2 separate regions of the Homo sapiens genome follow, and region 1 is linked to region 2. The links are chromatin contacts, found by POLR2A ChIA-PET in ENCODE. All regions are on one chromosome and are shown on one strand. Each heading gives the region's core, a stretch centred on a gene start or an enhancer-like site at or near the end of the contact. The rest is flanking DNA. Distances are from core to core; before and after follow the strand shown. Region 1 holds the start of RAB14 (RAB14, member RAS oncogene family). Region 2 overlaps CDK5RAP2 (CDK5 regulatory subunit associated protein 2).

The links. ChIA-PET counts read pairs that join two places held with the same protein, here RNA polymerase II (POLR2A).
Region 1: POLR2A ChIA-PET joins it to region 2 with 11 read pairs in OCI-LY7. The contact joins the promoter of RAB14 here to the enhancer-like site in region 2. POLR2A ChIA-PET finds 5 or more read pairs at or near these places in 2 of 52 experiments (OCI-LY7 and WTC11).

Annotation. Positions count from the first base shown.
Region 1 is chr9:121,199,983-121,203,367 of GRCh38, forward strand. It overlaps RAB14 (RAB14, member RAS oncogene family), which reads right to left and starts at 1,887. Exons shown (of 8, transcript NM_016322.4): 1 at 1,657-1,887. It also overlaps a transcript of GSN not described here and the pseudogene RN7SL181P. RefSeq lists silencers at 1,069-1,318, 1,339-1,808 and enhancers at 1,501-2,000, 1,819-2,038, 2,309-2,468.
Region 2 is chr9:120,435,608-120,438,971 of GRCh38, forward strand. It overlaps CDK5RAP2 (CDK5 regulatory subunit associated protein 2), which reads right to left. Exons shown (of 38, transcript NM_018249.6): 25 at 1,688-1,920. Among named protein-coding and RNA genes, the nearest start is that of CDK5RAP2, 140 kb to the right of the region's middle. Within about 2 kb of position 1,489, at least 8 of the 41 ENCODE cell types and tissues checked have a DNase peak (open chromatin) inside an H3K27ac peak, as active enhancers do.

The DNA of each region.
Region 1 (3,385 bases), core at 637-3,136, 760 kb after region 2:
TATGCCAAGCAATGTGCTAAGGGCTTTCTTTAAACCCCATTTAATCCTAGCAACAACTCTAAGATGCAGGTCCAATTATCCCCTTTATAGATAAGGACACTGAGTCCGAAAGGTTAAGTAACTTGCTTAAGATCACTTAACTAGGAAGTGGCAGTACTGGAGGGAGAACCCTTGACAGTATGACTCCAAAACTCTTAACCACGACATACCTCTAGGCATGATCAAATAAAACTGCCTAAACAGAACTTGGAAGAAAAAATTTGGAAAGGCTTGGGGGAATAAAGGGGTAGGAGCTGGATTACTGCAAGGTCAAGTTTGTCTTCAACAATCAAATCTAAATAAAAGGCAGTTGTTCCTCTACAATATTTACCTTAGAAAAATAAAAGAATTTTTTAAAGGCAGTTGGGATAGTAACGAAATGAGCAGTAAACTTTGCAAGAGTTCAAATCTGGGCTCTGACACTTGCTGTGGGGTCACCAGGAAGGCACCTGTCCTCTTGGAACCCGTTTCTTCTTCATATATGAAACTGAAATCCTGGCATCTCTCCTTTGGGGTTTGTAAGCATGAGGATTTGCCAGTGTAGTGGTTGACTTTATGGACTTTAGGTCATAAAAGGGTAATCAGCTGTCATCCAATGCGAACACAGTAAAAAAGGAATAAAGTTGTAACTACATTATAAATGGTCATGTCTGTAACCCTAGCCTAATTTTTGAATGTAGTACAGAAACCACCAGCCACAGTGTGAGCCGAAGCCAGTTTGTAATGTACCATCAACAGCCAGACACACATCACAACTTTAGGCCTCAGTTTCCTCACTTATGAAGTGGAGACAACTTATCTCCGAGGGCTACGCGGGGCAAGATAAATAGGTACAAAAATACATAAATATGTACCTGGCCCACAGTTAAAACGCTTAAAACACTCCAGCTCTGTCGTCTTCTCTTAGATTCTAGAAATGCCACAACTTTCTCTTATTTCTAGATGCTCTGTAGGTTCAGGGCCGTAGAGGCTGTCCACGGGCCTCACAGGAACGCACCAAAACCAGGACATCGCAAGCACAGGCGCACAGACCCAGACCCCGGCCCCGGCCCGGCCCGGCTGCAGGGCCGGGCTCCCCACATCGACAAGGACACCGGAGCTGCCCCGAGACGCCAAGAGGGCTGCGAAGAGCTGCCTTTGTACTCAGAGCCAGACGCGGCCTACGGGACGGGACCGCCACGTCTGGGGCTTGCGGGCTGCAGGGCGGCGCGGCACGCGTGGGTACACCCTGCGGGGGCGGGCTGCGGCCGCGGGGAACAGCGGCGAGAGGGGGGCCCGCGGGAGATGCGGTCCTGCCCAGCCGCGCCGAGAAGGCGGGGAAGGCGAGGCCGGAACACACCCTTCCCTGCACGCCTCGGAGCGCCCCGCCGGTTGGGGAGGGCAGGAGGCTCAGGCCGGAGCCGCGCAGGGGACACCTCCGCCCCCGCCCAGGAGTCCTGTCAGGCCGGCGCCGCGGCGCTCACCGCCGACCCACGGGCTAGCCACGGCCTGACGGGGCCTGGCCCCGGGGCGCCGCCCGCCTGCGGCCCAGTCTCCACCGTCCCCACACACGCCCCTCTGAAGAACCCGGCGCGAGGAGGTATCAGCCGGCCGGACACTACGGAAGGCCCGGGTTACCTGGGGGGTTGCTGGTGGCTGGGCAGCTTTCCGGGCGGGAGGGGGGCGTCAGGACCAGGAACAGGAGTGCGGACGCAGCGGGAGAGGGGGCGGGGGCGGTCGACCGAGGCGCCGGCAGGTACACTGGCAGGCCGAGAGGTGCAGACGCGCCGGCAGCAGTAGCGGCAGTAGCAGTGGCAGCGGTGACTGCTCCTGTGCTCCCTCAGTATCTTCCTCGGGCTGGTCCAAGATGGCGGCGCTCCCTGCACAGGGTTTCCTGTCACCCTCGCAATGGGCCGGACCACAAAAGAAGGGGGAGAAGATGCGCGCGCAGCTGGCGGAGCCCGGAAGAGGGTGGCTGAGGCCAGCCCGCTAGCCACGCCCCTTCCTCAGCCCTCACCTCTGGACTTGTCGCGCCGCCGCTGAGGCCCGCCCCACGGGCGCTCGCGCCCGGAGGGAAGGTGGAAAGCGCGTATGCGCAAGCGCAGTCGCGTGTCCTCGCCTCTTGGGGGAGCTACTGCGCAGGTCTGCGTGGAACCTGGTGGGGTGCGCCTGCGTCTTGGAGAACTAGGGTTGTCGCTCGTGGAGACTTTTGAACAATTTTTAAAGCCAACATTTACCACTTATTGGACGCTTACCGTATACTGGCCACCATGCTAAGCATGCATTTACTGCATTCATTCAACGTGTATTTATGGGGGCATTTACTGTATATACCGCTGTATGCTTCGTATATACCGGTCCTGTCCAACAAACGTCGGAGGCACGCATCCCCATTGTATCCATGGAGAAACTGAGGCTCAGGTTGGTCAACTCTCTTGTCCAAGATCACGCAGCTAGGAAGTGACCCTGCATTTCATCTCTATTTTGACTTCACTTTGGGGTTGCCTTTGACAGGGTGAGAGAAATGTGATATTTTTCACAATTTGTCTACCACCTGCCATCTTCCAACTTGCTCTGCCATAATCACTGCCCCAGAAGGTTTCGTGCTTTTCGGGTGCAGGGACACGTTTTGACTTTCTTGGACCCTGAGCACTTTTGCCTTGTGGCTTGTACATTACACACACACATATATTTCACACACATGTAAGTTAAATATATGTATAAATATTTAACATATTTTACAACTGCATTGATATAAACATGACGTATCAATATTATATAACAAAATATTTTCTCTGACCTGAAAGTTCATTTTTTTCTTCTGACTTTAAAAGAATGTAAGCCGGCCGGGCGCGGTGGCTCACGCCTGTAATCCCAGCACTTTGGGAGGCCACGACGGGCGGATCACGAGGTCAGGAGATCGAGACCATCTTGGCTAACACGGTGAAACCCCGTCTCTACTAAAAATACAAAAAAATTAGCCGGGCGTGGTGGCGGGCGCCTGTAGTCCCAGCTACTCGGGAGGCTGAGGCAAGAGAACGGCGTGAACCCGGGAGGCGGAGCTTGCAGTGAGCCGAGATCGCGCCACTGCGCTCCAGCCTGGGCAACAGAGCGAGACTGTCTCAAAAAAAAAAAAAAAAGGAACGTAAGCAAGGAGGGCTGGTAGTCTGCGCCTGTAATCCTAGCTACTGGGGAGGCTGAGGAGAGAGGATCGCTTGAGCCCAGGAGTTCTGGGCTGTAGTGCACTGTGTCACTAGATAGAGTGTCTGCACTTAAGTTCAGGAGGGAGGGACCACCCAGGTTGCCTAAGGAGGGATGAACCGGCCCAGGTCGGAGATGGAGCAGGTCAAAACTCCCGTGCTGATCA
Region 2 (3,364 bases), core at 239-2,738:
CTTGGAGAAATGGCTCATTCAGGGCAGAAGCAGTACAGGATGAGCATGGAAAATCTATTTTGTCCCAGAAAGTAAGGACGTACTCCCAAAAAGATGGAGACATGTCAAAAGAAACTGCCACTTACCAAATCTGGGACAATATAATATGAATGTCAGAATGGATAATAGTCCATTGAATAAAATAAGAATCTTTAAGCCCACACTGATCATAAACAAACAAGAAATATAGTAATAAAAGGAATTAATAGAGAATGCATTCTTCTAGTACATGCCACCTAATATAAATGAAGAAGGAATGTGATTAAAAAATGTTAGTGTTAGAAAAAAACTGTCATAGGAACATTTGACTCAGACAAGAATCATCAATATATGGTAAAACTCATGGTAGAAGTTTGAAGAGGAAGAGAATACTTACAGAATAACAAAGTATCTTCTACAAATTATTCATTACACAGGTTAATATAATTTACACTGGAGAAAACTGACAGACATTACCTTAAGGAAGTGATCAAAGTTAATATCACCAAAAACGGGATTAATATTGTGTGCCTCCTTAAGAAAACACCATAAGAACAAAATAATCTCTTATGCAGCATTCCTGCCAAAACTGCATAGCCAATCTAATCTAACCAATTTAATCTAATCATGAATTGAGTCTTGCGGAAAGAACAGATAATCCCAAAGCGAGGGGCTAGCCTGAACTATTGAAGTATGTTCACATCACGAAAAGAAGAAAGGGTGAGGAACTACTCCGGATTAAAGGAGACGAGAGACACATGACAACTAAATGTAACGTGGAGACTGGATCCCGGACCAGGATCAGGATCCAGAATAAACTGTCATAAAAGACATTATTGAATTAATTATAAAAATTCAAATATAGGCTGTATATTAGATAATAGTATATTAGACAACACCTTTTCTGATTGTGATAACAATACCATGGTTATGCACGAGAATTTCCTTGGTCTGAGGAACCACACCCTGAATTATCTAGGGAGAAAGGAACATCATAGCATCAATCCACTCTCATAGAGCTCAGAAAGATAATAATAGAGCGCGTGTGTGTACAGACAGGGAAAGATAAAACAAATGTGGCAAATGCTAACAACTGATGAAGCTGGGTGCACAGTAAATGGGAGTTCTTTGCTGTAGTCTCAAAAAAAAATTATTTTAAAAATTTTACCTAGCACATAGCAAAGGTTTCTTTCACCCTTCCTCTGGCCATCCTTAACTCTTCGATATACTTTTTAACTGATAAAAATTTTGCTTGGTTGACTGGATTTTTTGCTTGCCAACATTTAAAACACATGAGTTTTCACAAAAAAAAATAAATAAATAAAAAATCCCATCTTTTCTGGAAAATTTGTAAGATGCAAGAACTGGCAACTACGTGACCACTGCTGAGTGAGAGGCAGTGCCTTCTGGCTGGCTTCACTCATGTACCTCACCAGCCCGGCCCCTGAGGCGTCTAAACTGGACTCCTGGTTTGTAACAGTGCCGACCACAAGCCATGTGGAAGTGGTCACTGGGAGGAAGCAGCAGCCAGTGTGGTTCTGCTGTCACCTCATCAAGGCAGAGGGGTGAAAGATAACTAAGGCCAAGGAGTTAGCTCCTCCTGTGCCCCTCCAAGAAGTCCTGGGTCAATTACTGATGTCTTAAGACTCGCGTACCTCACCCTACCTACCGTTGAGAAATAGCTTTTCCAATTTCTCCAGCAGCTCAGCACATTGATTCAGCTGTTCCTGGAAACCCTCGGCCACACAGTAATCCACATCACTGGCCTGCAGCAACTCCTCAAATGCCTTAATCATGGTGTTCATGTGTTGACGGGAGATGACACAGATGCCATGGCCATCCTTAATCTGCTGCCGTTGAAGGGAGAGCTCCCTGGCTTGGGACTGAACTAATGAATCGTATCTGATAAAAGAGGGGAAAGAAAATACTTGGACCATTTTAGAATTGAATTTTTGTGACCTTAACACTAATTGGAAAAATGACAGAGTACAATTTTTAAAAGCCTGCAGCTGTACAAGTATATATACTTTTAGAAAAATTGAAACTGTACAAGGTCAGCTCTTCTTTGATTTCACACAGCCAACAAAGGCTGGAACAAAGATTCTTCTGCAACATTTTTAACCTTATAAAGCCCCCAATTAAAGTACAGATTGGCAAGAACTCAGGCAAACAATAAGTTTCCATACACTCTTCAAAAATACTATTCTGAATTGTAGAAACAAGTGCCCCAAGGGTCAGAGGATCTACCAAAAATTCTCATGAAGTGTGATAAAGAAAGTGTACCACAAAGAAAAAAAGACAGGACTCTCTCCTCCCGAACAAAACGTCACTGAATAATCATGATGCTAACTACCATTTACTGAGGGTCTAGGACCTGTCAGTAACTGAATTCAGTGCTTTATATGTTATCTGATCCTCTCAGTCTTCCAACAAATGTATAAATGTCCCCTTTTACAGAAGAATAAACTGACTGCAAAGCTAATTAAGTGGTAAAGATTTTGGATTCAAACACAATTCTCACTTTGAAGATCATTATGCAATATTACCTTTTTACCGTCATGTGCCACCTTTTCCTACGTGAGCCCATAAGAGAAAGACACTGAGAAGTAAACAGGTTAAGGGAAATGTGACTCATGTAAACTGGCCACAATAACCTTGCTCCAGAGAGTAGCTTGGCAAAGATGTTGACACTTCAGTTCAACATAATTTTCTCCTTCCTGGAAATGACAACACTACATGGGCTGGCAGTCACCTTCAACATAGAGTGTGCACATGCAGATTACATGATACCAGCATTAAAGGTGGGGGCCAGTATCATGTGAGTACTGGAGTAACATGGGTAAACATGGGTAACTCATGAGTAACATGAGTAAACATGGGTACTGGAGTGGGATGATGTGGGCTTGAACCCTGGCAATGGCTCTGACCAGCTCTGTGAATGTTCTCTGCCAAGTCACTGCAGCTACTTTGAGGCTCAGTTTCCCTACCTGTAATAACTAGTTTAAGAATACCTCCTTCTCAGGTGATTTTGAGGATTAGATAAGAAAAGTGCCTAACCAGGGGCCTGAGACAACAGCCTTTCAATAATTACAAGCTTCCTTCAATCTCACTGCTTGGGAAGTCTTGAAAAATTCATCCTGGCTCCTGACAATTCAGAACAATGTGTTTGACTCAAATTAGTGACAAATGAAGGTCAACTTTACTAATGATCCCATTTTTGCCATATCTCATGAAGCAAAACCGTATATATCTATGCCCATAAAGCATTATCTTCATGACCTAAGAATTCTTCTCTTTCAACACAAGCTTATTTCTCTAAGATGACCTTAAAGGGTAAAGATATGGA